4 separate regions of the Mus musculus genome follow, and all the other regions are linked to region 1. Evidence: chromatin loops called from intact Hi-C (ENCODE). Cell type or tissue: heart. All regions are shown on one strand. Each heading gives the region's core, and the rest is flanking DNA. Links, peaks and the distances in the headings are about the cores only. Region 1 overlaps Arhgap32 (Rho GTPase activating protein 32). Region 2 holds the start of Arhgap32 (Rho GTPase activating protein 32). Region 3 holds the start of Gm31408 (a long non-coding RNA gene). Region 4 has its middle 59 kb from the start of Barx2.

Evidence for each region. Peaks named below come from ENCODE experiments on the same cell type or tissue, not always from the same donor. Only the 100,000 strongest peaks of a DNase experiment are listed, where the experiment ranks them.
Region 2: it touches region 1 in a loop (2.5-fold over the local background); 10 of 42 quality-filtered maps call a loop at or near these places.
Region 3: it touches region 1 in a loop (6-fold over the local background); 29 of 42 quality-filtered maps call a loop at or near these places.
Region 4: it touches region 1 in a loop (5-fold over the local background); 22 of 42 quality-filtered maps call a loop at or near these places.

What each region holds. Positions count from the first base shown.
Region 1 is chr9:32,154,527-32,162,035 of GRCm38, reverse strand. The region is part of intron 5 of Arhgap32 (Rho GTPase activating protein 32); the gene reads right to left. Among named protein-coding and RNA genes, the nearest start is that of Arhgap32, 130 kb to the right of the region's middle. In heart, for the core only: a CTCF peak has its summit at 2,772 (motif pointing right); no DNase peak of the experiment used is centred there.
Region 2 is chr9:32,028,015-32,035,523 of GRCm38, reverse strand. Arhgap32 (Rho GTPase activating protein 32) reads right to left here and starts at 3,221. Exons shown (of 23, transcript NM_001370958.1): 1 at 2,792-3,221. In heart, for the core only: no CTCF peak of the experiment used is centred there; DNase peaks (open chromatin) are centred at 2,553 and 3,233; H3K4me3 peaks cover 2,711 bases; H3K27ac peaks cover 2,607 bases.
Region 3 is chr9:31,556,124-31,563,632 of GRCm38, reverse strand. Gm31408 (a long non-coding RNA gene) reads right to left here and starts at 3,935. Exons shown (of 4, transcript XR_379214.3): 1 at 3,724-3,935. In heart, for the core only: a CTCF peak has its summit at 3,994 (motif pointing left); a DNase peak (open chromatin) is centred at 3,962; H3K4me3 peaks cover 489 bases; H3K27me3 peaks cover 905 bases.
Region 4 is chr9:31,968,522-31,976,030 of GRCm38, reverse strand. No RefSeq gene overlaps it. Among named protein-coding and RNA genes, the nearest start is that of Barx2, 59 kb to the right of the region's middle. In heart, for the core only: no CTCF peak of the experiment used is centred there; DNase peaks (open chromatin) are centred at 3,590 and 4,050; H3K4me3 peaks cover 1,079 bases; H3K27ac peaks cover 2,495 bases.

The DNA.
Region 1 (7,509 bases), core at 1,244-5,243:
CAAGTTCTGATATGTACTATTAAATGATCCACCCACATAATACTTCAACCCCTAATACCTAACACTAAAAATAATAACTCAAGTACTTAGTTTAGAGCACTGGTTTAAAAAAACACACCTATGGGATCATATTTCGTTAACAAGCAGATAAGCGGTAATTCTGTGTATGGGTCAAGTATCAGTAACACAGTAATTTATTACTGAAAGCCTGGAGATGTGCATGCACTTCAGTGCACCTACCTAGAAAATGTCAGCAGATCACTGTCTCCTCAGACAGGTATAGATGAAGCTACTAATGCATTCATGTCTAAACACTACAAACACACTCAGATCAGTATGATGATGTAAAAACAAACAAACATATGACAACAACAATCACTCAAAGGCCACTGTGACTCACATCAGAGCACATACATGTTAGGAAGCAATGCCTTGTAAGAACTTCCACATCTTTGGGTTCTCTGGGCTTTCTGAACAAAGAGCACTGGCACCTGGTCAAAGGAAGACTGGGTAGTGAAACTGTCCTGAGACAGAGCCTTGCCTCCCACCCTGAGCCATGCGCTCACATTCCAGGATGTCTGCAAATAGAGCTCTTCCTTTCTTTTTCCTCAGAGAAGGTGCAATGATTCTAGAGTTAACAAGCAAGCACACACGTGCTCTGTCTGTCTATCTCTCTGTCACTCTCTTATTATCTCTCTCAATATGTCTGTCTGTCTGTCTGTCTCCCTCCCTCCACCACAGCAAAGGGAATGTTGGGTAGGAGTATACGTATCCTAAACTAACTCCAAGTTTCACAAGTGCAAGTATCTCTCTTGTGCTACAAAATCCCAAACACAAGGTATGTTTGTTTCTCCTATCCCACCACCCAAGGCAGCAGCGTGAGTCACCCTGTGGGTAGAAACAGCCTGGTCTGTGATGCTGTTTTGAGTGCAGGCTTGAGTGCAGGCTTGAGTCTGTAACTGTGGTAAGCCAACATAGTAGCTTATAGAGTAATATCTTGCACCTTCCACAGCCTCAGAATCAACAATACTGTGTCTCAAGCATATTTAGCTAATTTGGTAAGTTTCATGATGAATTATGACTCCAGAATATATATTTTTCATAATCCAAAGGCTTTTTATACCAATAGGATAAACTCATACCCAGCTAGAAATCCACATCTTGGACGACGGTGGCACTGAGAACTCAGTATGAGTTCATTTCAATTATCCAACAAGGATTTTTTTTCTCTCAGACATAATATCACTACAGAATATACTTAAGACTATAAGATTACAGCTGCATTTCCCGTTTGTCTTAGTTTAGGGATAGGAACAGTCCCTGGAGAAAGCACACTGTTAAGTTAGTCTTACCACCTCGGTCCTGACATCATCACCCTCAGGCATCAAAGCAAGTGAGACTTCACCAGACTTATGCCTCAGCACTGGTGCCTCTCCAGACAGGGATGGCAGTGCATGCCTATAGTGGAAGGTCATGCAGTAAGGCCAGCCAGGACAGCACGGATCTAGGCAAGCCTGGACAGCACTGTAAGACTCTGTCTCAGAAACCACATTACAAAATAGAATTGCTGGCCGCTGAGATGGCTAAGCAGGTAAAGACGCTTGCTACCAAATCTGGATTCAATCTCCGGGAACCATATGGGCAAAGAGGGAACCAACTCCCCCAAGGTGTCCTCTGCTGTCCCTCATGTGCCAGGGCATATGCATGGTACACATCCATTCACACACAGAAGGAAGGGAGGGAGGGAGGGAGGGAGGGAGGGAGGGAGGGAGGGAGGGAGGGAGGGAGGGAGGAAGAAGAACTTCTATCTAAAATGTTTCAGAGAGTGCTAGGTAATCTAGTTTATTATTTGACTCTCGCCTCACTGACTCCTCACACGATTCTACACATAACTGGGATAGATGTTTTCATTTTTCTTGAACAAATGAGAAAACTGAGGACCAGGGATGTTACAGAATTTACTTCAGATAACCGAGGCAACAATGTTGCCCATGTAGTTTTAGTTTTCAACTAGGGCATTTGAAAACTATGGCCGACTCTTTTGTTAAGGTGTAAGTTGCACTTGATTGCTGCTTTCTAGTTATAAAGGACCCTTCAGAATGACTGTAGCATAGAATTAAGTTCTTAAGCAACACTTACCTCAAATTCCTTTACTGAAAGTGTTGTGGAGAACCAGTGAGACCATGTGCAAACAGGTCAAATAAAGTATTCAGATTACCTTCTTTTAAATGAAAGTCCAGGGCTATAGATGCAGCTCAACGTTAAGAGAGGCCCTGCATTTCATTCCCTCCAGAAGGAATGAAGGGGAGTCCAGAGCCAGTGTGTTAGTCTAAAACATTTTACTCTGCATTTTGTAGAAAGAGTCCAATGGAGGAGGAGGAGCAGGAGGAAGAGGTGGTCAGCCCAGACTACACTATAAGTTCTAGACCTACCTAGGCTCCAGAATAAAATCTTGTCTCAAAATAAATACAAGTCCAGGCTTAAAAAAAAAAAAAAAAAAAAAAAAAAAAAAAACCAAAGTGTACTAGTGTACTATTAGTCCTCAGTGTTCTTAGATCACACCCCTGCCTCTCTAGTGAGGAGAGTCCCAGCTGAACTGCTTAGTTGCCTGCACAGGGCTCCTCCCAGAAAGCTCAGGACACAGGTGTTAAAACTTACACTTTCCCATGCCATGTTTCTGACTACATCTGACCTGTACCTTGCATTGTTACTCAACAGCATACCTAAACCTTGGGTAAAAAGACAGGTAGAGTCCATTCACTATGCTGACACTAGGTGGCGGTGTGACATCGAGCACAGAGGAAGGGAGGCCAGCTTCAGGTTGATAAGGTACCATCCATTGCTTCTATAAATGCAACAGGAGACTTTTTCCCTTCTCCCCAAAACTATTTTCTGACATCTAGATAAATCATTATTTTTGTTCATGAGACACTACAATTTGGGAAAATGCAATAAAAGTTGCTGGGAGCAGCATAGTACACACTTGTGTTGCCCGAGGGTTCTGGGCTGTGATATACAATGCTCAGCCAGTGTTGGCACTAAATTCAGCACTAATTTGGTGACCTCCCAGGATTAAGGAGCCACCAGATTGCCTAAAAGAGATAGCAATTATCTTTCCTTTTCATATTTTAGTTTCTCCTAAACAAAATACACTAGTGCATCAACAATCATAGTTTGTAGCCACCAAAGTACTAGTCAAAGAAAAATACAAAAAACTGAATGTGCATATTAACACTCAGTGGGTGGAACACAACTTTGGGTAAATACCCAACAATACACCCAGACACTGACTGGATGGAAGCACAAGCATTGTTAACAATTCCTATGAAGCTTTACTTCTTTCAAGAAAAGATATATGACATCACCAGCATAATATTAATGGAAAATATAGAGGAAAAAGTGGTTTATGGCCAAGAGTTTTTGTTAGGTAAGTACTAGTAAGTATGTTTTCCTCAACTCTTGTCCAGAAAAAGCAGAAAATAAAAAATAAACTTACCAATCAAAAAATAAATAAGTAATATATTTTAAAACTAATGTTTTGAAAAATAACAAATTAAGAAAACTAAAAACTGGCTCTCTGGTTAGACCTAATTTTTAAGAGTATTTCACAAATTTAAAAAGGCAAGACAGGTGCTTTCCTTAATATAAAACATAAAAGCTAACATTTTAAAAAGACAAAAACAAATCAGAGCAATCTTAAATGTTAACTTGAAATAATAATTATAAGATTAAAGCCTTTATTGGGAAGGTTTCAACAGAAAAACTTAAGAACCCTTCAAACAACGCACAGCTCTAATTACTGCCAACTACTCCAGGATACTTACTAAAAAGAAGCAAGAATAAAAAAAAAAAAAACAGCTTAGGCAATCAATGAAATATTAGCGGAGTGATAAAAGAACTCTGTTTTTAAAACACGTGTAACATAACAGAGCATGTTGCAGGACTGTAAAGACGTCAGAACAATCTATTTCTAAAACAGAAGAAACTCTGCACTTTTACTAATTTTGTAAAATGGCTATTCGCACTGGGTGGAAGCAGACTAAAACAACACAACGTGGCATAGCCTTCCCGCCTGCCTTCTGCTATCATGGCCCTTTTCCCTGCATCCTGCCACATCTCAGCTCTTTAAATCAGATCTCACAGCTCACAGACAGTTGCACATCTCAGCTCTTTAAATCAGATCTCACAGTTCATAGACAGTTTCTTAGCAAAAGAAACACTTGCCATTACCCAGTACCAAGGGTGCATCAAGGAATCCCATGTGAAGATAAAGAATGCAAAGCCAAGATTAAGTAACAACCTGGCCAGTGGTCAGGAAAGCATATATAGCACATGGTTCACAGGAGCGCTCTCTCTCTCTCTCTCTCTCTCTCTCTCTCTCTCTCTCTCTCTCTCTCTCTCTCTCTCTCACACACACACACACACACACACACACACACACACACACACAGGATTGAGAACCATTTTATCAGGTATAAAGTAAGAAAGAAGCAAGGGAATGCTCTCAGGGGTGCCGTACAGATGGCCTGGTTTCAGATGCTGGCTCTATTTTAGCTTCAGTCCCACGGGTCCTCAGTCACCTTTCTAAAAGTATCCACCTTTCTAAGCTGGAACAGAACACAGTGTAGAAGAGCCTTGGAAGACACTAACCAAGCTTAATAATTTCCAAATGGATGACCTGTGCATCAACATAACACTGGAGAATCCATCATCAATTCATCTTGCCCCATGAATCCAAAAATGTTAATCTTTACTAAACAATAAAAATAGAGATACACATGTATCTATTTCCAGACTACAGTTTGTTGGTTTGTCTAGTCCTGTGCCCGACCACAGTTAAGACAGGGAAAAAACAAGAATGATAATAAAAAGAAAATAAAGTATTCTAAGATATAGTGCATAGACAGAGAGAGACAAGCTGTGAAGCAGGTCATTCATTAGCTAAAGAAAAATAATGAATCACTGTAGTTTACCAGTCCTGTATACAAAACACAAAAAGATTAACAATGCCTGCTGTTATGGATGTTGGGCAGGACAGTCCACTGCCCCCATTACAAATGGGCATAGATTAACACACACACTCACCCCGCTCTTGCGTGTGGTTTAGCATTCTGCAGTTTCAGGCACCCATGCCTTCCAAAGTGCAAAGTCACTAACTGGAAAGTTACACACATAAGCAGCTCGAGCTCTCAGCTCTGTGTAGTCTTGACAAGAGCGATACACAGCATGCTGTCCTGCCCTCCATCCATTGTGAACCATACTCAACACTGTGTAGCCACTTGCTGTTCAGTCATCTTCCCATTATCAGATTAATTGCCATGGTACTGTAGGACTCATACTTAAATAATCTTTACTTCATGCAATAATGGCTCAAAAACATAATGTAGATACTAGCAATTTTATTAAATATATCCCGGCAATTATTTATTTTATTATCATTTATTGTTGACATTTTACTATTGTTATCTTCTTACTACACCTCATTTTTAAATTAAACTTTTCACTAGGCAGTAGTAGTGCACACCTTTAATCCTATGGAGGTAGACATAGGCAGATCTTTGTGAATTACAGAGTGAATTTGAGGACAGCCAGACTATACAGAGAAACCCTGTCTCAAATAATAATAATAATTAATTAATTAAGCAAGCTTTTTTTCCTAGGAAAAGACAGTATATAACAGAAACCCATACTATTATAGGCAACCACTACAGGGTTCAAGATGCATCCCCTGCAGATTAGGGAGATCACTACACTAACAAAACAAAACAAAACAAAACAAAACAAAACAACACCACCCCTAAAAGAACCTTGAAAATAAATACCAATATTTTAAGCATATATATGCCATGATCCACAGTCAGATGAATAAAACAGAATTATCTATTAACAAGAAGGTAGCTAAATAAATTATAGTACAATTTTTTTAAGTGGGGCTGAGAGATGGTACGTAGATAAGAACACCTGCTGCTCTTACGAAGGACTGCTAGGTTACCAGCACCCATGAGGTGACACACATCTCTAACTCCAGATCCAGGGGATCCAACACCTCTGACCTTGGTGAACACAAGCCCACACACAGAGCATATAGATGCATGTAGACAAAACCCACATAAAACAAAAGTAAGTGCTTTATAAAAATAAGGTAAAATAGCATGTTGTAGTTATCTGAATGAGAATAGCCCCCATAGACTCAAACGTCCGACTACTTGTCCACCTGTTAGTTAGAGATGATTGTGTAAGTTTAAGAGCTATGGTCTTGATGGAGTTAGTAGGTAACTAGCTGCAGGCTTTTGAGGTTTCAAGTCAGCTGTTCGTGCTGCCATGTCTGCTGGAACCCTCTGAAACCACACCCCAGTTAAACACTCGCCTCTGTAAGCTGCCTTGATCACTGTGCCCTATCACAGCTGAAAAGTAACTGACGCACACGGAGCTATGAAAAGAGGGAGTTACACAAGTACAGGAATGGCCGAATTACCCCCAAACATTTCATAGCTTCAGGTACAAAAACATGTTTCAGGGCAGTGCAGACAGCAGAATACACTTGTTTTAAAAATGACACAGCTAGATGGCTAGCTGTTGAGATGGCTATATCTATAGATTTTACCATATATTCTATAAACATTTTAAAAATTCACATCAATATATATAGTGTTAACAGAAGGTGTTTAAACTTGCACTTGGACTTTTTATTACCCTTCTTACATGTGTACAAGTCAACTTTTCACATTGTGACAAAACACCTGAGGAATATAACTTAGAAGACCAGACTCTGGTTCACGGTTTCCTAATCTTTTAGTCTACTGTGGCAAGACAAAGGTAACCTGCCCACACGAGGCACTGATGCAAAAGTGGCACAGAGGTTGTAGGATGAACCAACCACAATCTGATTGGCTCCTAAGGCCTACTCCATGGAATGGAACCTGTGCCTGACACTGCTTGGGTTGGCAAGAACCAGGACTAGATGAGCCATGGAACTAGGGGAAAGACAAGCACTGCTATTCTACCAAAGGAACAGAAATAAAATGACTCCTAACAACATTCTGCTATCTTCATGACACACACCTCCACTTAAGAGATTTAAACCTTCTAATCAGCCGTTCACACTATCTCAGAAAAGACAAACCCAGCTGAGTACTATCCATAATCTATATCTCTTGCATACATACATTATACAACTTTCAATCAAGAAACAAAATATGTAAGTTTGGTACTATAATATCTTACAACCCCACATACCTCAGCAATGAAGGAAATGAAACACAAAGACATGCTTGCTCAAGATCAAGAGTTCCTAGCTTCCTAGTAGAAAGGTTAACACTAACTAAAGCCTGTAATTACATTCTATATGCTTATCAATAGCAGCTTTGGTTTTGTTTTAAAATCAGAGTCCTCAAACACTTATGTCTTGTTACATAATGCCAGCATTTTAAATAATCTTCTCAATTTTGCTATATCTCTCTAGAATACTATTCCTGATGTCTGTGAGATGTATTGGAACCTCAATATTGT
Region 2 (7,509 bases), core at 1,541-5,540, 130 kb after region 1:
AGCATTGCCACATGCTTTCTGTCACCTGACCCTTCACAACTGTATAAAGGCAGTACACGCTTTCCCACACATAGTTCATATTCTTAAAAACAAAAATTCTGAAATGACAATTGTGCCCCAGGAAAGTAGGATGCTATTGTGTTGGTCAGTTTTGTTTTGCCAAATTGACATAAAATCACCTGGCAAGAAGGAGTGCCTCTATCGGCTACCCCACGGGCATGTCTGTGAGGCCATTTTCCTAAGTAATGTCTTACAAACAATGCCACCACCAGGCATGTAGTCCTGGTTTGGTTATAAGAAGAAGGACAAGCCACGGGGAACAAGGCAGCAAGCAGCATTCCTCCCACTATCTTCTTCAGTCCCTGCTACCCTGTTCCTGCGATGGCTTCCCTCAGTTTTGGACTATAAGCTGGAAGAAGCCCTTTCCTCTCCAAGTTTATTTTGAGTCATGTTTTATCACAGCAACAGAAAAGTAACTAGAACAGAACTATAGCCATGGCCTATCTTCAAGTCCACTTGCCTCTTGACTGCTTCCATGGATACCAGATTACATGTTCATTGGTTAAACCCTTAAAATTCTCATGGATGCTAGTCTTAGCCTTTAAAGATGCTATGTTTAGTCATTTTCTTTTGCTACTGTCTTATGAAGAAAAACATCTGCTAGTCCCTGACATTTATTAAATTCATCTATAAGAAACAGTGAGTCTATATATACTATGCAGATAATATGCCCAGTCAGTTTAGAAAGAGAATATTCTGATGGAAAACCCATCTGATGGAGATGGAGCTCAGATGGTACAGTGCTGGCCTAGCATGCACAAAGCACCATATAAATGGGGTCTAGTGATCTAAACATTAATCAGAAAGTGGAATCAGAATTTGATGGTTGTCCACTGCTACAGATCAACGTTGAGGCCAAGCTAGAATCTCCAAGACCTTGCCCTAAGAAATGAAGGAAAAAGTCACCCAAAGAGGAAAAGGCAACAATAAAAACATCTTCAATATAAAAGCAAAAGAAACAACGAATTAGAAAGAAGTGGAAACGAATTCGTTGCCATTAACGTCTCAGCCCAACTGTGGCTAAGCTTCTGGTGACTGAAAAATAATGTGGGGTTGGGAAAGGGAAATAAAAGGAACATAACTACTACTGGAACTCAACCCGACATCAAAGGCTCTAATGACAGCTGAGCCTGCCTTGCTGGTTCTTAGCCTCTCCCTCGGAAACAAAACTGTTATATAACTGACCACGGTTCTCCAACTAACACTTCCTCTCTGTCCCACATACGTTGTTGCCCCCACCCCCACCCCGTGTCACCCTGCCCCCATCTCCATGGGCAGGATCATAAGCAATCTAGGCTGCCACCATAGCTCCAGCTGGACAAGCCTCTGTCCAAAGTGCTGCTTTATTCCAGAGACTGCCACACAGAGCACGATAAGAACGGATTAACTGGCTTAAGCACAGTTCCAACCTCACTTCTGGTCCTGAGGAGCAGCTCCACCATAGCTATCTTTAGGATGAATCAGATTCCAGACATCCCTGCTAATGGGAATCACATCACATCAGCATCCCTCATCTTTACAAACAACCCGATGAACAAGAACATTCAGCAAGAGGGTTGAACTCTTGAGGCTGTGCTGTGGCAACTGCTGCTCCTGATGCCTTCCCACTCAAGGCCAAGGAACAAATGTAGACGTCAGTTCATTCAATAATGAAAAAAATGCATTCACCAACCACAAGCATCATTACTCAAAAATATTCCCACAAACCCAGTCACTGAATCAAACTAAGCAGTTTGTGGACTTCAAGGGCCAGTTACGACAAGCACCGTTTGCCTTTTCTTCTTCCAATAGAAACACACAAATAATGGCAGTGTTTACATAAGCAACCAATGTATCAGAAAAGTTCTGCCCATTCAGATGCACTTAAAAGGTCTCAATCTGCGCCAAATAAAACTCTGAAAGAATGGAAAATAAAAGAGATGCTGACAACAGTGCCACGGCCCAGCTATCCATGTAGCATCATGCAGTGCCTCGAGCAGTTTACAGCTTGACTGTAGTTCTGCATACGATCAAGATTATAATTATCCCAATTCTATTTCCTAAAGGATAACTAGGAGACCATCCCAAGCATCCCGAGATGGGCCTCCTCCTCCCACCACTTTCTCTAAGTCTCAACTGCAGGTAAGGATCTAAAGGATCCAGACTAAAGCTAAGAAATCAGGTCTGATTTTCTCCCTCCAGTGTCCTCTACGCCAGGCACGAAACCTTTAACATAAATATTTACTCTAGTCAACAAAATGGGTAACGCAGTACGCGGGAGGTGACGAGGGAAGCCAGGGGGAAGAGAGAGGCACTAAGTCATCACTAATGTCCAACTGAAACAGCAACTTCAACCAATTAGAATAAGAGGAGAAACTCCACTGGAGTCCCAGGGAGCGGAGACCGCTGGCTCCGCTGCCCCTACCCGCGCCGGGGTTCCTCCGGGAGCAGCCGGGTCCCCGTGGAGGGGCGCAGTTGCCGGACTCGGCCTCGGGCGGGAAGCGTCGCAGCAGGCCCGGAGGCCGTCGGAACGCCCAGTTCGCCGAGGGATGCTAGCGAGAGGTGGCGGGCACGCAGTTCTGTCGCCCCGGGAGGCGGGAGAGACCCGAGATGCCCCCAAGAGCATCCTATCGCAACGTGCACGCCCAGAAGCACCGGTGCCGGCCAAGCTAGGAGGCCCCGCAGCCCTGCCCGCCGCGCGGCCCACGTCAGCGGCGCCCCCGGCCAGCCCGCCCGCCCGCCCGCGCCTTACCGAGCCCCGCGGCCCCGCCGCGCCGCCGCGGCGTCGCTTCGCGCCGCTCTCCGCTCCGTGTCTGCCCTCCGCGGGCTGGGCCCGCCGTCCTCGTCCGCCGCCGCCGCGCCTAGCGCCGGGCCGCCCAGGGCCGCCGCGGGGGCTCGGCCGGGCGCCCCCCGCGCCAGCGCCTCATCCCGCCTCGCCGCCCCGTCAGGCGCGGGGGCGCCGGCTGCGGGCCGCGGCCTTGGGTCTGCACCTCAGGCAAGCGGCGCGCTCCCCTTCCGCGGCCGTCACGACCCCCGGGCCGCCGCCGCCGCCGCCGCGCGCTGCAGAGCCCCCTCGCCCGCACGCCTCGGGTCGCCCCCGCCCCGCTGGTCCGCGCCCGCTTGGCCTCCGCCTCCAGCGCTCCGCCTCCTCTGCACCCGCGACGCCCGCAGCGGGAGAAGAGGCGCGCCACCGCGGCCGCGGGCACGAGCACGCGCGAGGAGGGCGCAAGGAGCGCGCGCACGGCCGCCTCGCGCGCATCGAGGCCTCGCCTGCTGTTGTCCCGGGAAAGCATGTGCACGGCGGGGGGCGCGGCTGGGGGCCACTTGGAGAGGAAGAGGGGAGCCGAGTGGCCGCCCTGGGGCTTGCACTTTGGCTGTCCTCCCCTCGGCCTCTGTGTCCTGGTGGGGGGGCAAAGATTCCAGAGCCGCCGCAGGAAAAGGCATCGTCCGAGACTACGGCAGTGGCTTCTCTCCTCCCACTGCTGACCCTACAATCCTGTCCCTGCACCCGGGAGGGAAGGGGTCGTTGCCGCTAGGCAGGAGATCCTCCGCCCGTGCTCTCTGCTTGCTTGGAGGCTAGAATGAACTCGCACCGCTTATATTTTGGAATTGAGGGGCAGGGTGCCTGAGAGTTCCCTCAGTTAGCTTCTTCATCCAGAGTTCTGGACCAGCAAATTCAAAGTGGTGTAGCTGAGGAGAAGGGCAAGAAAGGGTGAAAGAGTAGGGAACTTGAAGGTGCGTGGTAAGAGACGGATACAGAGGGACTCCCTAGGAATCCCCTGACTGGATGCCATTGCCCTTGATTCTTCCATGGTTCTTTTGTTCCGCCTCCGAAGGCTGAACAGCACTTCCACCTGCAACGACCATCAGAATGACAAAATGCAGGAGAGATAGCTGGATAGTCTGATTTTCCTCTACCGCAGCTTCCATCATCCCCCTCTCCCCCTTTTAATCTATATACCTTTTAGTCCTTCTGACTCGTTCCATATCGAAATGTTGGGGGCAAGGGGAGCAGTTAACCTACGTAACTTGCTTTTATGTTTAAGCCTATTAATGCCAAATACTGCATCATCTAATGTCACTGCAGTGATTGGGTCCACTCAGCATTTAGTCATTTCAGTGGGAGTCATTGAATGTAAAACATGGCCTTGACCGCAATTAGCTGAATTTCAAGGGCACACACAAACCAGGATTTTACCACATCCTGGGGAGAAATTAGAGAGTGTACAGTAATGAACATGTATGGTAATTCCATTTTCCTGACAGTGTCAGTAGAACCAACGTTACTTTAGGGTAAATAGCCTACATGTTTTCTAGCATAGAACCAGGAAAGCTGTGGAATGTGAATGGCAGAGACACAGACTAGGATGGGAAACATCAAGAAGCCATGTTTGGTAGATGAACCTCAGCCCTCTACTGGAAGAAGGATCTTAGGGGTCTTCTTGAAGAGAAGGTAAACAAGGAACTCTGAAAACCTGAAATTGAATTTTCTTTCTTTTTACCAAATCCAAACTTCCCCTTTGGGTCCCAGTGAGCAATGTCTACCCGAGGCACAAGAATGAATCCAGTAACTTGTGTTGGTCTGGGGAATGGTGAGCATGAAATGTGACTCTCCTGTGATACCCGAGGCAGTCAAGAGAGGAAGAAGAACTGGGTCACCACAGGAGGCCAGTTTTGCCCAAGGGCATGGTATATTGACTACTCTCAGCTCATATCCTCCGGAGTCCATCTGCATTCCAGTCAGAAAGCCTTCATGTCCTAAAGTCTTACATAAAACCCTGAAATACTGACTGTTTGATGATTAGATGAATCCAGGGTTAGGCTTCGGTGATAGATAAAGGAGATAGGTAGGGTTTAGGAGATAGATAGATAGATAGATAGATAGATAGATAGATAGATAGATATGTATATATAGTGTTTTAAATCCTCTTAAGTCTTTTGGGAACTATATTTTTATTTGTATTTTATCTAGTTTGAAGAAAGAATGGATTCCGGGGTTTCTGAGAGGTACAGGCAAGTCCAGGGATTCTGATCCTCCTTTGTCTGTTGCGAGCCTTGCTCCCTCCCGCTGGAAAGAATCCTCCGAATGACCTCTGTGTCAGTGCTTATCAGTGCTAAGCCTGCGTATTAACCCAAGGCTTGACCACTGGGCAGTTCTGTTCACATCTGACCTTGGTATTCTATATACTTCCAGTAATCAAGTACCTCGGTCTTCCTGATATCCTCAGCGACTAAATTTATAAATCACAAAAATTGCAACATTCCCTAAAAATAAGAATTAAAAAAGAAAAAGAAAAAGTCTATCCAACTATAAAACAAAGCTAAGTGATAGGATTTGCTTTCTATGTGTGACTTGCTTCGGTATTTACAAGGAAAGAGGAATGCACACCCCACCCCAAGCTGTTGGATGCCTCAGGCTGGCCTCCTCGCTCAGCCTTGGCACTGTCATCTTCCAGGAGGTGGCATCTGGGCTCCCTCCCTGCATCTCAGATCTGTTGCATTGCAGTCCTCTCAGGGCTGAGAAGCAGAGTCACAGTGCAGACAAGAAAAGCCAGCCAAAGAGCAGCCTCACAGATGACTGTAACACTTGCCTAACCTTGAGTTGTAGAGAAGGAGAGAAAGGAGCTTATTTAAATCCCAAAACTGAATACTCAACAGCTGGCTTGAGACAAGCAAGTTGTTAAGAGTGGGCCAAGCTTAATAGAGAATTTTCCCAAGCTGACAAATGACATTGCTTTGTGTATTTATTTTTCTGACCAAGAGACCAGCTCCATATTACATTCCCATTCTAAAAGGGGGAGAGCAACAAAGGAAGTTTGGTTGTTGTTGTTGTTGTTGTTGAACACTTGTTATCTTCTGAGCGTGGTGACCCACGCCTTTATAATCACAGCCCTTGGAAGGCAGAGGCCAACAGATCTCTGAGTTTGAAGTCAATCTGGTCTATAGATGGAGTTCCAGGACAGCCAGAGATACACAAAGAACACCCATCTTGAAAAACAAGCAAACAAACAAAAAGATTTGCTAACTGAAGCATTTCTCCTAGCCATTGGGAGACATTTTAAGGACTTACGGTGTCCTCTTCATTGGGGTTTGACAAATCTGGGTGCACTTGAAATGATAAGCTTTTCATCTTCTCACCCATCACTTTTCTCCCACAAAGCGGTTTTTCTTTCTTTTTTAAAACCATGACACCAGCTGCACCTGTCTGCATGTTTGCTTTTGAATCATTCAAGTCCTTTGTCATCCCTCTGTCCTCTAGTAGTCTGAATGTTGACTTCAGAGCTCTGACCTTGGGCTTTTCCTATTCTTTATCTACACTCCCATCCTGGGCAGTCTCCAGCTTCAGGCTTTAAATAGAATTCCATGCATTGACTCTGACCTCTCCCAGAGCTCCAGACTTATATATGCAGCTGACTCCCAGACATCTATGCTTGGATAGTTCAAAATTGATGTATCTGAAACAGAACATTTTTTAAAGACAGGGTCTCTCTGTGTAACTCAAATGCAAACTCATTATGTAACTCAGGCTAGCCTGGAACTCGCTATCCTTCTGCTCCTTGAGTCCTGGGTTTACAGGTATGTGCCACCATGATGTTCAGCTTCTCTCTCTCTCTCTCTCTCTCTCTCTCTCTCTCTCTCTCTCTCTTTCTTTCTCTCCCTCTCTCTGTCTCTGTCTCTCTCTCTGTATGTGTGTGTATCTCTCTGTCTCGTGTGTGTGTGTGTGTGTGTGTGTGTGTGTGTCTGTGTGTGTGTGTGTGTGTGTGTGTGTGTGAAGGCCCAGGGATCAAACCCAAGATCTTACATATCTTACACATACTGCTAGACAAACATTTACTATTACCCAGCTACATTTCCGGTCCTAAAAGAAAATTATAATCTACATAATCCCTTCCTGCTTAGCCATCCACATCCAGGAAGAGTCTTGAGATCGCTCTACCCAGTGAGCTTTCACTCTTTCTTCCCAAGGGCTAGTCTCAATACAGCCAACAGAGTATGCGGTTGTTTGTTTGCTTGTTTGTTTGTTTCCAGACAAGGTTTCTTTGTGTAAGCTTGGTTGTCCTGGTACTAGCTCTGTAGACCAGGCTAGCCACAAACTCACAGAGATTCCCCTGCCGGACTTAAAGGCATGCACCACCACCACCATCAGGCTGAGAATGTCTTTCAAATGGTTAACTTTCCTTGCTTGGAGCCTTCCAGGGCTCCCTGCTTCTAACCACACTACTGGTGAAACCGGAAGCTCTTCCTCCAGCCTTTCCAATCCCTAAGCCCCGCCCACCTATCCATTCTTTACCTTTGTCATTCTCTTGGCACCGACCTCACCTCTGCCTCCCACTATTCCTCAAGGCAGCCTCGTTTTCCTGGCTTTTAAAGTTTCTGTCTCCTCTGGCCTCCCGTCCTTCCTTTCACAAAGCACTCATCACTGTGCCGCTGTTGTGTGAAACCGATACTTTTTTTTTAAATCTCTTTCAT
Region 3 (7,509 bases), core at 2,391-6,390, 600 kb after region 1:
TTTCTACGTGACCCCAATAAAACTCATTGGTTGACCAAGCTGGACTTCAGTACCTCGGTCTGTCACGAGCTCCCTATTTAGGTAAGTAAATGTATGTGTTGGGTATCCCCAGGGGAAGTCCCATACAACAATATACAACAGTGGTGTGTCTTCTGAAGTACCAATCCTCTCTCTCTGAGGTCTGGAGACAAGTGTCTATTTGCTATCAGGCTGGCATATGTATAGTGCCTTGTACTTCATAGACTTCTGAGGAGAGGCAAGACCAGCTCCGGGGAATGGAGTTTAACCTCACTCAAGTCCTCTGCAGCTATGGGACAGAAGAGGCATTGCAGACTTGGGGAAGGGGAAGCCATCCTACATTTGCTCTGGCAAGAGTTACTCAGTAGAATGAGACAGCCCCTGACCCTTGGCCTCTTTGCTTGCAGTTAAAAGGGTAGTGATGGCCTAAGCTCACACAGGATCTACCTATGAGACACACCCTGGAGCTCAGTGGTAGAAGCTGTGCTTGCCATATTGACACAGAAGTAAAAGCGGGCCAGGGTGGAAAAGTCGTAAATCTGTCCTCCACATCCCGCCTCCTTTTGGTGGCACATCAAGTTCTGACTTTTTCTCGGTACCTTCCTTCTCTAGCTGGCCGCTGCCCGCCATGCTCTAAGGTGCTGACGTAGCATCCCATGCTGCCCCAGTCTACCTTCTTCTTTAGCTTAAGCATTTGGCCTCTGGCTCCACATCTTATCACAAATCCTTGAGAACAGAGACCATACCTCATCTTGGTCAGTATCTCCCTGGGTATCACTGTGACAGCAGTAGATCTCCATGCTCTTAAGATAAATAGAAACTGTATCAAAGGCTGGGAGAGGAGAAGCAGAGGTGACCAGCAACTCCCTGATGGCTGAGCTCTTGCCTAAAACTGCCAAGTGCTGTTGGAAGCACCCGAGCCACTTATCTCATTTCACAACCATCTCTTGAGGTGACCTGTGTTACAAAAGAGGTGATTTAACTGCGGGCATAAAGTGAACTTCTTAATGTCATGCCTCAGCCAAAAGTCAAGGCCAGGATTTGAACCCAGTAAACTTCCAGCCCATGCTCTGCCATGTGTCCGACTGCTGCAGAGGGAAAGCTGTCCCTTGTGAGTAAAAAGTAATGGGGACAAAAAATCTCAGGGGAAGAACACGGACACTTACTTTCAAAAAGAAAGACACTCTACCCAAGTCTGTTCTCATGGCCCAGCCACCATGAGGACAGTCTGCCTGCCACTGAGCTCAGCTCTGTGTCCCCCACCCCACCCACCCCCGTTACTGACAAGTTAGTACAAGTTTTCCTCTGCCACTGCATGAATTGGAAAAAGGTGTGAGACAGATAGGAAGTGTGCATGTGCCCATGGAGTATATCCCCAGACCAGAAAGCCTGAGCTTTCGAATTGCTTGTTGGGGTGGACCTCCAGGCAAGCTGTGAACCCACTTGACAAGAGAACTCTCTGTGACCTAGGCAAGCTAAGCACCCCACGTTAAGTATCCCGCTGTCTGTGTCCCTTCTCACTGAAAGCTTGTTTTGACATTTTTTGCAGCGCTAACTTAAAAGAAGATATTTGAGGTACCAGAATCTCAGACCTACAAATGCAACCGAAGTCACCCGAATCCACCACTCTGCAAGAATCAACCTGTTGGTAGGTGTGGTGGGATGTGTCTATAACCCCAGCACTGGGGAAGGTAATGCAGGGGGGTCATGAGTTCAAGACAAGCCTGGACCATATGACTAAACCCTGCCTCCAGACGAAGAAGGCAGACAAAAATAGTAAGAGGGAAAAAGAAGGATGGGACGAAGAGTGTTTGAAACACACAACGCCAGTAGAACTTCTGGTAGGGAAAGGAGGGATGGTTTTATTAAATAGCAACCGTGTGTGTGCATGTGTGTGTGTGTGTGTGTGTGTGTGTGTGTGTGTGTGTAAAACAGAAAGGAGTCAAACCAATTGCTTTATTCTAATAAGATGTCAATACAGCTCAAAAATATGAAATGATGTGCGTTTTTATCCTCCCTCCACCCCACTCAGCAAATACCCGTGGAGTGAGGTGTGTCTGCTGTGGGCTAGGTTTTGCTCTTCAGTTGTGTACTAAAGACAAATGTTAAGGTGAGCGAGCCTTGGGGAAAAGAGAATTTGTAGGCAGATCTAGCCAGATGACAGAAGAATAAGTGCATACAGTATAAGTTTCAGATGCATGGGACAGATGTGACTTTGAAGTGAAGGTATATATCCATATCCACTCTGTAGCAGAATAGTATAGTATAGTACAGTACAGTAAGGTATTCTCAACAAACTTACAGGGTTGGCTTTCCTGCCCACACTCCATGACTGAGAAGCAGCCCCAGTGAGCACTGAAGCTACCTGCCAGTACTCTGTTCTTCTGGCTCTATAGCCCAGGATGTTGTCAGGGTCCACACATGCTTCAAAAGGTGTCAGAGAGCGAGTCTGTGACTATTGCGTTTTCCTCCTTCCTGCCCTTCTTCAATCTCTCTACAAAAGGGGCAGAGACCTGGACAGGTATATTCTGGAAAGAAATCCTATCACGCGTGACACGTCTGCTATACGATGTGATTTAGCCATGGAGGACAGTGGCTATGGGACTCGGTTTATGGAAGGTGTCTCTGGCTGTCCATCATGTGAAAGCAGAAAATAAAATCGTGGCCACTGGAGCCTTTGGAAAACGGAAGTGGGGACTTACCAACAAGTGTAAGGTTGTATACAGTTACAGAAGATGGGTAAGGGCTGGATATCTGTCCACCTGTAATGCCTAAGGTTTTAAGATATGGTCCTGTGCACTCAAAAACATGTTAAAAGAGTGGATCTCATCTTAGTGTTTTTATCACACACACAAAAATGACAAGCATAAGGGAACTTGGGGAGATGGTGGACGTGGCATTTACCTTGACTGCAGAGATGGTTCATATGTAACAAATGTCCAAGCTCACAGAACTATGTGCAAGTTTTTATATCAGTTACACTGCAATAAGCCTATTTAAAAGGTAGCGCTTGTGTAGACTCTTCTCCATTCAGCAATCCTTCTCTAGCATTCAAACAGACTTACTCTGACCCAGTTCACATCTATTCCTGTTTGAAGAATTTCCCCCACTTCTTTTCTCTTGCCCTTGGGAAATTAGCTTCCTGGTCACATACCTATGGAGGTAAATAGAGGGCCTCCTGCATACTCCCTGGCTCCTAGCTAGAGTGGCTTGAAAAAGGAGGATGCTCTCAGCCTATCTCCACCCAGACCCAGATGGAAGACAGCTTTAGGGAAAATGTCCTGAATTTTACGTTTCGTTTCATAGGCTTCCAGCGTCCACTGAGGCCAGTGCAGCCTACACCTCACTGAGGTAAGTGGATTCAAGCAAGCTATGACTTTCTGTTGCTAATTTACTTCGCTTAGCATACTGTATCCCACGTTTATCTAAACAATGCGAGCAATTCATGCTAGCCCTGGATGGCGTGTTCAGAGGCTACATCTCTGCATCTCAGCTGCAGTCTTGCACTGACAGACAAATCCCAGGGTGGAGTGGAGACGCCCCCGTTGTTCATTGTGCTTAGCTTCTTCGGAACGCCCTTCATGCCTGCTTTTCCAAGGTCTGGCACCCTCTCTCACCTCTGAGAATGGAAAAAGACTAAGAAGCTAGGATATGATACCATTGTGAAATGATCTTGAACTGGGGTGTGTGGGATCAAAGACATACCTCAGAGGACCAGGGAATGAAGGGATGAAGGCTCTCTTGCGCTTCCCACTGGCTGCTGCAGGAGAGCCAAGCACAGGCTGTAAGAAGTGCCTCGTGGACTAAACCTACGCGCTTAGGAACCTAGCTGTTTGGAGTCCCGGGAGATGAAGCTGTGTGCGCCTGTACAGAGGAAGGAATATGCTGGCTTTCATTTCCTGGTCCTTCAAGATGTAGCAACTAATTATTCCGGCGCAACAAGCACCCCCTGGTGGTCATAGGAGGTGTTTCCCATTACAAAAGTGTGTAAACAGCACCATCTACAGTTCATAACATATTGCAGCCTTGCCAACGAAATTCAATTTGCTCCCTTTCATTAAGTACCTGTGAAACAAAACAAGGGTGAAAATAAAACGCAACTCTTTAATAATGTGTGTTCCGTCTCATACTGAGGTATAAACGTCGAACCTCGCGTAGCCACGAACAAAACGTGGATTCTCAAGTTAAACGACTGAAATCTGGTCGTAACTTTTTGAGCTTAGGAAAGTTAATACGGCAAAACTTTGGGGATTTTTTTTTTATCTGTAAAGAAGGTTTTGTGTTTACTTACAGTACTGAACCAAAGCTTAAATAAAATAATACACATAAGATAAAATCAAATATTATAAAGTAAGTTGGTATAATAAATAGGCTTTAAATTACAACAACAAAAAATTCACCCAGAAATGGGGAGTGGGTGTTGTTGAAGCTGTGAACTATTTCTGACATGGGTTTGTCAAATGAAAAACAAGAACTCTGTAAAGTATTTTTTTTGAAAAGTATCCTTTCCTCTCTGTAGAATGATTGAGTCCGACCCTCCTCCAAAAGATGATCTGCCCCTTGGGCACAAGGCCTTGAAACAAACTTCTGTCATATAGTTGCTGCACAAGCTATGGATGGTTACCCTTCCCTTAGTGAGGACTACAGGCCATTACAGAACCTTCTGCAATCTAATAATAATAATAATAATAATAATAATAATATGTTAATTATTCTTGGTTTCTGTGCATGAGACTCGTCTTAGCTGCATGTATGGATGGGCACTGTATGTGTGGCTGGTGCCTGCAGAGGCCAGAGGAGGGTGTGTGATACCGGTACTGAGACTGGTGTTAAGGATGGCTGTGAGCTACCATGTGGGAGCGGAACTGAACCCTGGTCTTCTGCAAGAACAGCTGCAGGTCCTGCCTCAAGGCAGAGTATTCTCCTCCCGGGTAGCCTCCAGACTCCATCTGCAAGATCAGCCCTCCCTAGAGTCCACCCTGACTCTCACCCCGACAAATTTGGAAGCCAAGTTCTCAAAATATTTTGACACACACACACACTCAAACCACACAGAGCCATCCATCAATATGAAGGAGAAATTAGTCCCAGGACCCTCTACCAATATGGTTACCCAAATCCAGAGACGCTCAGGTCCCTTCTGTTGGTTGCATGCGGTCTGTGCCTGCTTCCCATGAACTTCATCTCTGAATTATCTAATGCAATGCGAATGCTATCAGATAGTCTTGTACTGTAATACAACACCTAATACAGTGTAAATGCTATTAAGTAGTTTTTACACTGAATCGTTTAGAGGATAACGGCAAGGAGAGCAGGCTGTGCATGTTCAATACAAATATGATTTATTTCAAATACTTCGGGTCCATGGTCTGTTGACTCCAGAGCCACAGAAGCAAAGGGGCAACTGAACATGTACATATAGATGCTTTACTGCTTCTGTTTCTCTGGGTGTATCGATACTGCATCTTTATTCAACACACCAGTCTAGAGGGGGTTGACTCCTGGTGCCCTCATTCACTTTGATTGTCAGCTTGACATAAGCTAAATTCATCTGAGAAGAAAGGCTCCATAGAGGAATTCCATAGATCAGAATGGCCTGTGAGCACATCTGGGGACTGGGGTTGTCATAATTACAAATTTATACAGGATTCCCAGCCCACTATAAACAGTTACACCCCTAGGCAGATGGCCCTGGGAGTGACAAGACAGCTAACTAAGGAACTGAAGACATGGCTCAGAGGTTAAGGCTACTTGCTACTCTTACAGAGGACTGAGTTTAGTGTCCAGGACCCTTACTGGACATCTCACAACTGCCCTTAGCTCCAGCTTCAGGGGATCTGATGACTTTTTCTGGCCTCTACAGTCACCAGGCACTTATGTGGTCACACACACACACATATAAACACAAATACACACACATATAAACACACATATACACACATACACACACATATACACACATACAAACACACATACACATAAACACACATACACACACATATAAACACACATATACACATATACACACAGACACACATATAAACACACATAAACACACATACACACACATGCACTCAATGCAAACAAATTAATCTTTCTTTAAAGAAACAGAAACACAGCCTGTGAATGAGCCTTCTATCAGGTTCCCCCAACTTTCCTCAATGACCAACTATAAACTGGAAGTGTAAGCCAAATAGATTCTTTCTTCCCTATTATTTTTGGCCATAGTATTTGTCACAGCAATAGAAATCAAACTAGAAACACCTGAGGATTCTGGGCAGATAAGCTGCTCTCTGGGAATGGGAGCTGGCGCATCTGGGGCAGGGTCCATGGCCTAAGAAGATGGGGTTGCTTTTCCCTTATTAGCCTTGGAACTTCAAGACATGGTGTTTGTCTTCGGTGTAGCTTGAAAAGCATAGCTCCTAAAAGGAGGAAACTAGAAACGGCTCTTCTTAGCCATCTGATAAGAGAGTAATTAGCACTACAGGTTGGCAAGGACAGGCCTTGGCAGTGAGGCAAAAGGCAGGTAAGATAGACAAGGGCCAGAGATAGGCTAGCTCTTTTCCCAGGAGGGCCAGCCAGGCTTCAGATGAAACAGGAATCTGTGCTTAAATTGAGGCCGAATACCATGCAGGAATTCCAGGTATGGCATGTTGGTGATACGCTCTGTGTCTTTGCTAGGGGAGTCAGGGAATGTTCTGCCAGAGCTCTTTAAACAGAAATACAAGTTGACTGCATGCAGAGCCCATGGCAGAATGGAAGCCTCAGCTTGTCTGGCCTTCCAGGACAGGCATACCTCTTCCCGGGAACTCCATTCGCAGACTGTAACCTCAGTGAGCCAGAGGCTCCACACACCCATAGAGTGACACAGCACTGGTGCCCAAGAGCTGTGCATTCTGACACACAGCATGAAAAATGTTCCCCCAGGGGTCCCAGAAACACTGCTTACAGACTTCAGACAGGCTCGAGACTCTGCAAGAGAACAGGGTATAAAAGACAGTGAACCTGTGATACTGTGACCACCTATGAAGCTGCTAACAGTAGTAGGAGGTCACCTGATGAGACGGAATCCAGATCACCACGTCCCTCACGTCCACTCCCTACACTTGTCTGCCATCTTTTTTTTTTTTTTTCTTTTTCTGTTTTGGTTTGGTTTGGTTTGGTTTGGTTGGTTGGTTGGTTGTTTTTTGTTTTGGTTTTGGTTTTGGTTTTGTTTTTTTGGTGGTGGTGGTGGTGGTGGTGGGTTTTTTTGTTTGTTTGTTTGGTTGGTTTTTTGGTGTTTTTTTTTTTTTTTTTTTTTTTTTTGGTACTTTTGAGACAGGGTTTCTCCATATAGCCCTGGCTGTCCTAGAACTCACTTTGTAGACCAGGCTGGCCTCGAACTCAGAAATTCGCCTGCCTCTGCCTCCCAAGTGCTGGGATTAAAGGCGTGTGCCACCACTGCCTGGCTAGCTCCCCGTATTCTGCACCCCTAGTCTTTCATATCATGTG
Region 4 (7,509 bases), core at 1,789-5,788, 190 kb after region 1:
AAAAAAAAAAAAGGTCCAAATGTAGGGCATTTTCTTAGTTACTGATTGATGGGTGGGCCCAGCTCATTGTGGATGGTGTTGTCCCTGAGCTGATGATCCTGGTTGTCTGGTTCCAAAGAAACTCTGGACAAGTGGCTATCTATGGTGACTATTAGCACAGCAAAGCTCATGCTGGCCTCCCAGTTCAGCAGTACCTGAGGCCCTTGTCAGCTCTTCTCACCCCACCCCTACTCTAAATTTCTCCAGTAGATGGGCTTCCCTTCCGCTAGCTTCTTGTTCCTATATAACCTTGTCATTTTGACCCTGCAAGCACTTGGTTCTCTTGTGTCTTCCTCTCTCGGTCCCCATCTTGCCACTCTCTCATGGTCTCCTTTGCCCACACCCTGCCTCCTTCTCTGGCTCCTTGCCCCTCTTCCCATGGCCGAGTACTTTCTATCTTTGCTCTGGACTCTTTCAGAAGCCTCTGGCTGTACTCTCCCTCATATCTACAATATAAGCATTCCCCTCAACCATCTCTTGGAGCAGGCCTGTCCTCACTTTATACATCAGATGCCCAAACCCTCAGTTTATACACAACATAAGAAAGCAGGCTGAGCAAGCTCTGGTGAGCAAGCCAGTAAGCAGCACCCCTCTATGGCCTCTCCATCAGCTCCTGCCTCCAGGTTCCTACCCTGTTTGAGTTCCTGTCCTGGCTTCCTTTAGTGATGATCTACAAAGTAGACGTGTACGGCAAATAAACCCTTTCTTCCCTAACTTGCTTTTTGGTCAAGGAGTTTTATGCTAGCAATAAAAACCTTAACTAAGATACAGGGCATCTATGCTACCCCCTCTGAGGTTAGGGAATGTCATAGAAAGGGGAGTATCAAGAACATAAGAGCTGGAGGTTGGAAGGGAGTATTGTGAAATATACTATGTACATGATATGGCTATTGCACCTATGAACTTAGAGCAACACTGTCTACCTGCATAAGACTGGGCTCATGGACACTCCATCGTGAGTGGAAAAGGTGGTCATAGGTTCCACACCTTGATGAGAAGCTATAGGCACAGAAAGGTTGCTATGCTGGTTTGAATGAGAATAGTCCACGCAGACTCTTATGTTTGAATGCTTGGTTCCCCAGTTGGTGGAGCTGTGTGGTGAGGATTGGAAGCTGTGGCCTTGTTGGAGGAGGACTCTTTCTGTGAGTGGACTTTGAGGTTTCAAAAGCCCATGCCATTCCCAGGTAGCCCCCTTCCTTCTATCTCTCTCTGTCCCTCTCTGTGTGTCTCTGTGCATCTGTCTGTCCGTCTGCCTGCCTGCCTGCCTGCCTGTCTCTTCCTCCCTCTCTTGCTTGTGGATCTAAGTAAGCTCTTAGCTACTGCTCCAGTGCCGTGCCTGTTGCCAACTTCCCAGTATGAGGGCCATGGACTAACCCTCTGGACCTATGAGCACCAATTTAAATGCTTGCTTGCTTTTATAAATTGCCTCGATCATGGTGTCTCTTCACAGTATTAGAAAAGTAACTGAGATTGTTACTGAAAGAGAGGGAGTCATATTCTTCAGTGGTGCAATCTTAATTAAATACAGTGGGTGTCGGGCAGTGGTGGCGCATGCCTTTAATCTCAACACTTGGGAGGCAGAGGCAGGCAGATTTCTGAGTTCAAGGCCAGCCTGGTCTAAAAACCAATACACACACACACACATATATATTGTGGGCTACATACATATACAAATAGATATGAAGCCAGATGGTGGTAGTGCATGCTTTTAATCCCAATACTAGGGAGTCAGAGGCAGGTGAGTCTCTGAGTTTGAGGCTAGAATGGTTACACATAGAGTTCCAGGACAGCCAGGGCTACATAGAGAAAGAGAAACCCTGTCTTGAAATATCTACTGCACCCCCCAAAAAAGACATAAGAGCAGGATGGTGCTTATTGGAGGGAGAAAAAGGAAATGGATGAGAGGAGAATTGGAGAAGTATGATAAGATACATTATATGCATATGAAATTGTGAAATAAACAGGTTTTCTAAAAAGTCAGAACCCGCATGATTCATCACTTCTTCAAAGCCATACCTTTGCACATGGATGGGTATATTGGAGAGCAAACCTTCAATGTGTAACTGTTTGGGACACTCCTTGTTTAAGCCATAACACTTATGTAAGAAGCAGAGATGGGTTCTGGGTTTAGATGCGCGCCTCATGCCTGAGATATCTCATTCTATCTTTGTGCCTTTTCTAGAATGTGCAAGAACTCAGAAACAATTCTAGTTGAAAGCATTTTGGATAAGGGACACTCAGTCTGTATTTGTTACCACAGAAGTGTGCATCAGGTTTAATGGATAGAGAAGAGGGCAGGCAGGTTTCTCTGGCTATGGTAAGACGGCTTTATGGAGGAGGTAGCTTTTGAGTTGAGCAATGAAGGTGGTGACTGCCCTGTAGAACAACAGGACAGAGGGATACAGGAGCAGTTCATCCCTGAAGACAGAATACCATCCTGATACAGGCAAGGACTCATGGCATAAGATGGATGGGTGCTAGAGAGATGGCTCAGTGGCTGAGAGTACTTGTTCTTGCAGAGGATCACAGTTTGATCTCCAGTACCCATGTAGTGACACACAATTATCTGTAATTCCAGTTCCAGGTGATCAAATGCCCTCTTCTGACTTCTTCAGGCATCAGGCACACATGTAGTACACAGATATATGTAAGCGAAACACACATAAAATAAATGCATCTATGAAAACAAAGAGGAGGAAACAACAGGGAAACTTCCAGAAGACTGACGACTTGTGGGATCCTTAAGTGTATTTTTTTTTCTACAAATCCCAAGAGATTAATTACCCAACACACATTCTTACTGTTTTATTCGGAGTGTGGCCTTCCTGAACTACTGAAGTCATTTTTACAGATGTGACTCGGTGAAGACTTGGGTGAGCAGACACACAATGATTTCCATGCACACAGACAATTGCCCCTTTGTGGTTGGTTTGGAAACCCTACTCTCTGTTTTGCGAAATTAACACTTGCAATTCAGGCTTATGTGATCACAGAGTGAGACCATGGAGATTATGTAAGTGGCCCCTTTAGTTTTATAGCCAGAGATTCCTAGATCTAGAAAGTGGCTTCTTCGGTTAGTGTTAGTACATTGCCCGCACAGTCAGAGGGAGCATCCGAGAAAGAGTTTGAGTGTTACTGTCACAGGCTTAGCTGTGACCCTCCAAAGTTTATGTGCTGAAGCCCTAAGCCCTGGCACCCTGGGATCTGAGCAGATCTGGAGTTATGAGGTCATTAGAGTAGGTTTTAACCCAGTCCGATAGCCACACATGATGAGGAATCAGAACTGATAAGCACGGAAGGAGGCCCGTGTGAAAACCAAGGGAAAACATGGTCTCCATCTGCCAAAGAGAGATCTCAGAAGCCGATCACACCAACGTACACTGTCTCCTCAACTGTGAGGAGCCGGTTTGCATTGCGTGAGCCACTGAGTGTGCAGCAGGTTGCTATGGCAGCCCCAGCAGGGTGAGACCAGAGCTCTAACAGCAAAGGTTCCTGCTCCTGTAGCTGTTTGGCAGCCTGCACAGGGCTGCCTGCTGATGGGCTGTGCAGCCATTCTCTGCATGTCCTTGGCTGCTGGGGGAGGGGTGGAAACTGTGTGGCTGGTGAGTATGACCTTTGACATAGCAAGCCTCTTATCTTCACAGAGACTATTCTTGGAATGACTATTAGCCTGGACTGTCTGTACAATTTACAGCCTCACTCAGGCAATCTGGAAGGCCAGTTCAGTGATGTTTATAATTGACAATAACAATGCTGGTGATTTAATTGGTATACAATGCCTGTCCTATTACAGGTTCATTCCTGTGTCATAACTCCCCATCCCGGTCATAGTTTTTATTGTGGACAAAGAATATAGTAATGGACTCACTATTGCATTCTTTGCTGTTAAGAAAACAAATCCTCATTAGCTCATGAGACACGAAACATTATCAGCAGCAATCTAACAGTCTCCCTGCTCCTGCACCCACACAGGGTCATGTAATTGGGGTTCCCCAGTCTCGTAGCCAGGCTCCCTGTTGACGCACTGCCATCTGGTGGAGCTGGGCCTGTGGCTCAGCTTTTGCAGTTAGATGCTGCCTGTGTCTTGACATATGTTTGTTCCTCCTCCCCATTGATTTTCTGACAGCTGTCCAGATCCAAGGGGAGAGCACTACCAAGGCTTGAACCTCTGTAAAATGCTGAGGAAGACACAGTTTTTCTCTACTTCCCAAATTAATGGTATCCTCCACTGGCTACCCTTTCCTTCTATGAAGGAAAGCTAGTTCCACACCCCCAGCACACACTTTTTTCCTCATCCCAAGGTTGCTCTTATTTGTCTAGATTCTGGTATTTTCCTTGTTGCTCTTTTTTTGAGACAGTCTCTCTATGTCACTCTGGCCCTTCTGGAATTCTCTTTGTGGCTCAGGCTGGCCTTGAACTCACAAAGATCCTCTATACCACCTCTATATACTACACCCAGTTAGAGCTGCTTATAAATTGCTTCTGGAACTCCTCTTTCATTTGATTATAAAACAACTTTTAGGGTCATTAAAAATAAGCAACTTGAATACCAGTTGTGAAAAGACTTGGGATTAGGAAAACAAAATCAGGAAGACCAGGGCAAATTTAGTAAGTTGGACTCAGAAGGCCCAGCTCCTGGATCCCACAATATTTTCAGGGACTCTTTAAATGCTAAAGTAAACATATCCCCCAAGTTTTAGGTAAAAGAAAATAAGCCTTTATACTAGGTCAAATGTTTAATTCCATTTTAATACTTTTTTTGTTTGTTTTTGTTTTTCTAGACAGGGTTTCTCTGTATAGCCCCTGGCTGTCCTGGAACTCACTTTGTATACCAGGCTAGCCTTGAACTCAGAAATCAGCCTGCCCCATTTTAATACTTTAAAAATAACTTTTAGCTGACCATAATGGCACATGCCTACAATCCTAGCACTCCAGAGACTGAGACAGAAGATCATGAGTTCAAGGCCAGGATAAGCTACAAAGAAAACTCCAGGCAAATCCAGCAAGATTCTATCTCAAGGAAGCAACAAAGTAATAAGTAAATAAGTTGAATCGTATTATAATTCTTCATATCGTTTTAGATTTATTTTTATTTTGTAACAGACCTCCAGGCCATATCAAAAGTGACACCAGGATGGAAGTACTACTCACACCGTGGGACCCAGCATGTAGGTAGCAACACCTGCCAAAAACAAAACAAAATCAAAAAGCAAGAACAAGAACAAAGACCTAATCTATCAAAGTTCTAAATGCAGTAACCTTGCCTTTCAACTTCTGTAGCTTGGCTTCTGACTGTTCTTGCTATGTGAGGTTTGTCAACTCAGGATATGGGTTTTGTGCTTAAAAGCTTACCCTGAGAGAGGCTCTGGACTGCACTTGGGTCTGGAACCACCAGTGTGGTCACCGGCTGGCTAATAAAGATTTTCTATGGTGGATACCTGACAAAATTGTGTGTGTGTGTGTGTGTGTGTGTGTGTGTGTGTTCAGGTGTCTGTAGAAGCCAGAAGAGGGCACTGGATCCACTGATCTGGAAGCACAGATGGCCAGATGGCTGTGAACCATCCGGTGTAGGTTCTGGGCACTGAACTTGAGTCCTTTGGGAGAGAAGCGTGCACTTTTAATTGCTGTACTCTCTTCAGTCTCCAGTACTTTCATGGAGAAGTTCATTAGGTCAAATTTCTCATGATCTGAAAAATCTATAGTGCAAACCTATAAAAGAGACCCATTTTTGTTTTATTTTGTTTTTATTTTTTCCAGATAGGAGCTTTCTTATCTCCTTTCCAGCTCTGGCTGCCCTGGAATCAGCTCTATAGATCAAGCTGGCGTATAACTCAAAGAGATCCGCCTGCCTCTACCTCCCGAGTGCTGGGATTAAAGGTGTGCACCACCACGGGCCCATGGACAAAGGAGAATGTTTTTGTTTCTGAGTAGAATTGCGATGATGTTTGACTGAATACCTCAGAAAGCCAGAAAGAAATTGCATGATGGCTCAGATTATTTTTTATTTACTTTTATTTAATTGTGCATCAATATTTTACCTGTACATATGCCTGTGTGAGGGTGTCAGATCCCCTGGAGTTGGAGTTACAGATAATTGTGCGCTGACATTTGGGTGCTGGGAATTGAACCTGGGTCCAAAAGAAAGATCTTTAGGGAAATCAGTTATACATGAAAACTCAACATGGACCCACGGACAGAAGGGAATAGTTTCTAAGTGGGACTGAAGTGATGTTTGATTAAACACACCAGGAAAGAGAGCAATGGCGTGATGGTTTTAGCTCAGACTTCTTCCAAATTTTCAAAGAAGAAATAATATCTTATTTATTTATTATTCCACAAAATAGAAACAGAAGAAACATTGCCAAACTCATTCTAGGAGGCCACAGTCACCCTGATACCTAAACCACACGAAGACTCAACAGAGAAAAAGAACTTCAGACCAATTTCCCTTATGAACATTGATGCAAAAATACTCAACAGACTACTTACAAACTCAATCCCAAAACACATCAAAAGCATCATCCATCATGATCAAGTAGTCTTCATGCCAAAAATGGGTCAATATATGAAAATCCATCAATGTAAGCCAACATATAAACAAACAAACAAACAAAACACACGATCATCTCCTTAGTTGCTGAACAAGCCTTTAATAGAATCCCACACCCCTTCATGTTAAAAGTCTTGGAGAGATCAGGGATACAAGGGCTATACCTTAACACAATAAAAGCAATATACAGCATGCTAATAGCCAACATCAAATTAAATGGAGAGAAACTTAAAGCAATCCCACTAAAATCAGGGACAAGACAAGGCTGCCCACTCTCTCCCTATCTATTCAATATAGTACTTGAAGTTCTAGCTAGAGCAATAAGACAACTAAAGAATACGGATTGGAAAGGAAGAAGTCACGGTAATCACTATGTGTGGATGATATGATAGTATATATTAGTGACTCTAAAAATTCTACCAGAGAACTATAGCTGATAAACACCTTCAGCAAAGTGGCCAGATAAAAAATTAACTCAAACAAATCAGTAGCTTTCCTTTATACAAATGATAAATGGGCCAAGAAAGAGATTGGGGAAAAAACACCCTTCACAATAGCCACAAATAGTATAAAATATCTTGGTGTAACTCTAACCAAACAAGTTAAAGACCTGTGTGACAAGAACTTCAAATCTCTGAAGAAAGAAATTGAGGAAGCTACCAGAAGATGGAAAGATCTTGGATTTGAAGTAGGATTAACATAGTAAAAATGGCCATCTTACCAAAAGCAATCTACAGGTTCAGCACAATTTACATCAAAACTCCAAATTCAATTTTTTTACAGACTTCTAAAGAGTAATTCTTAACTTTTTATGAAACAAACAAAAAACCCAGAATATATAAAACAATCTTGTACAAAAACAAACAAACAAACAAACAAACAAACAAACAAACCTCCTGGAGGTATCACCATCCCTGATT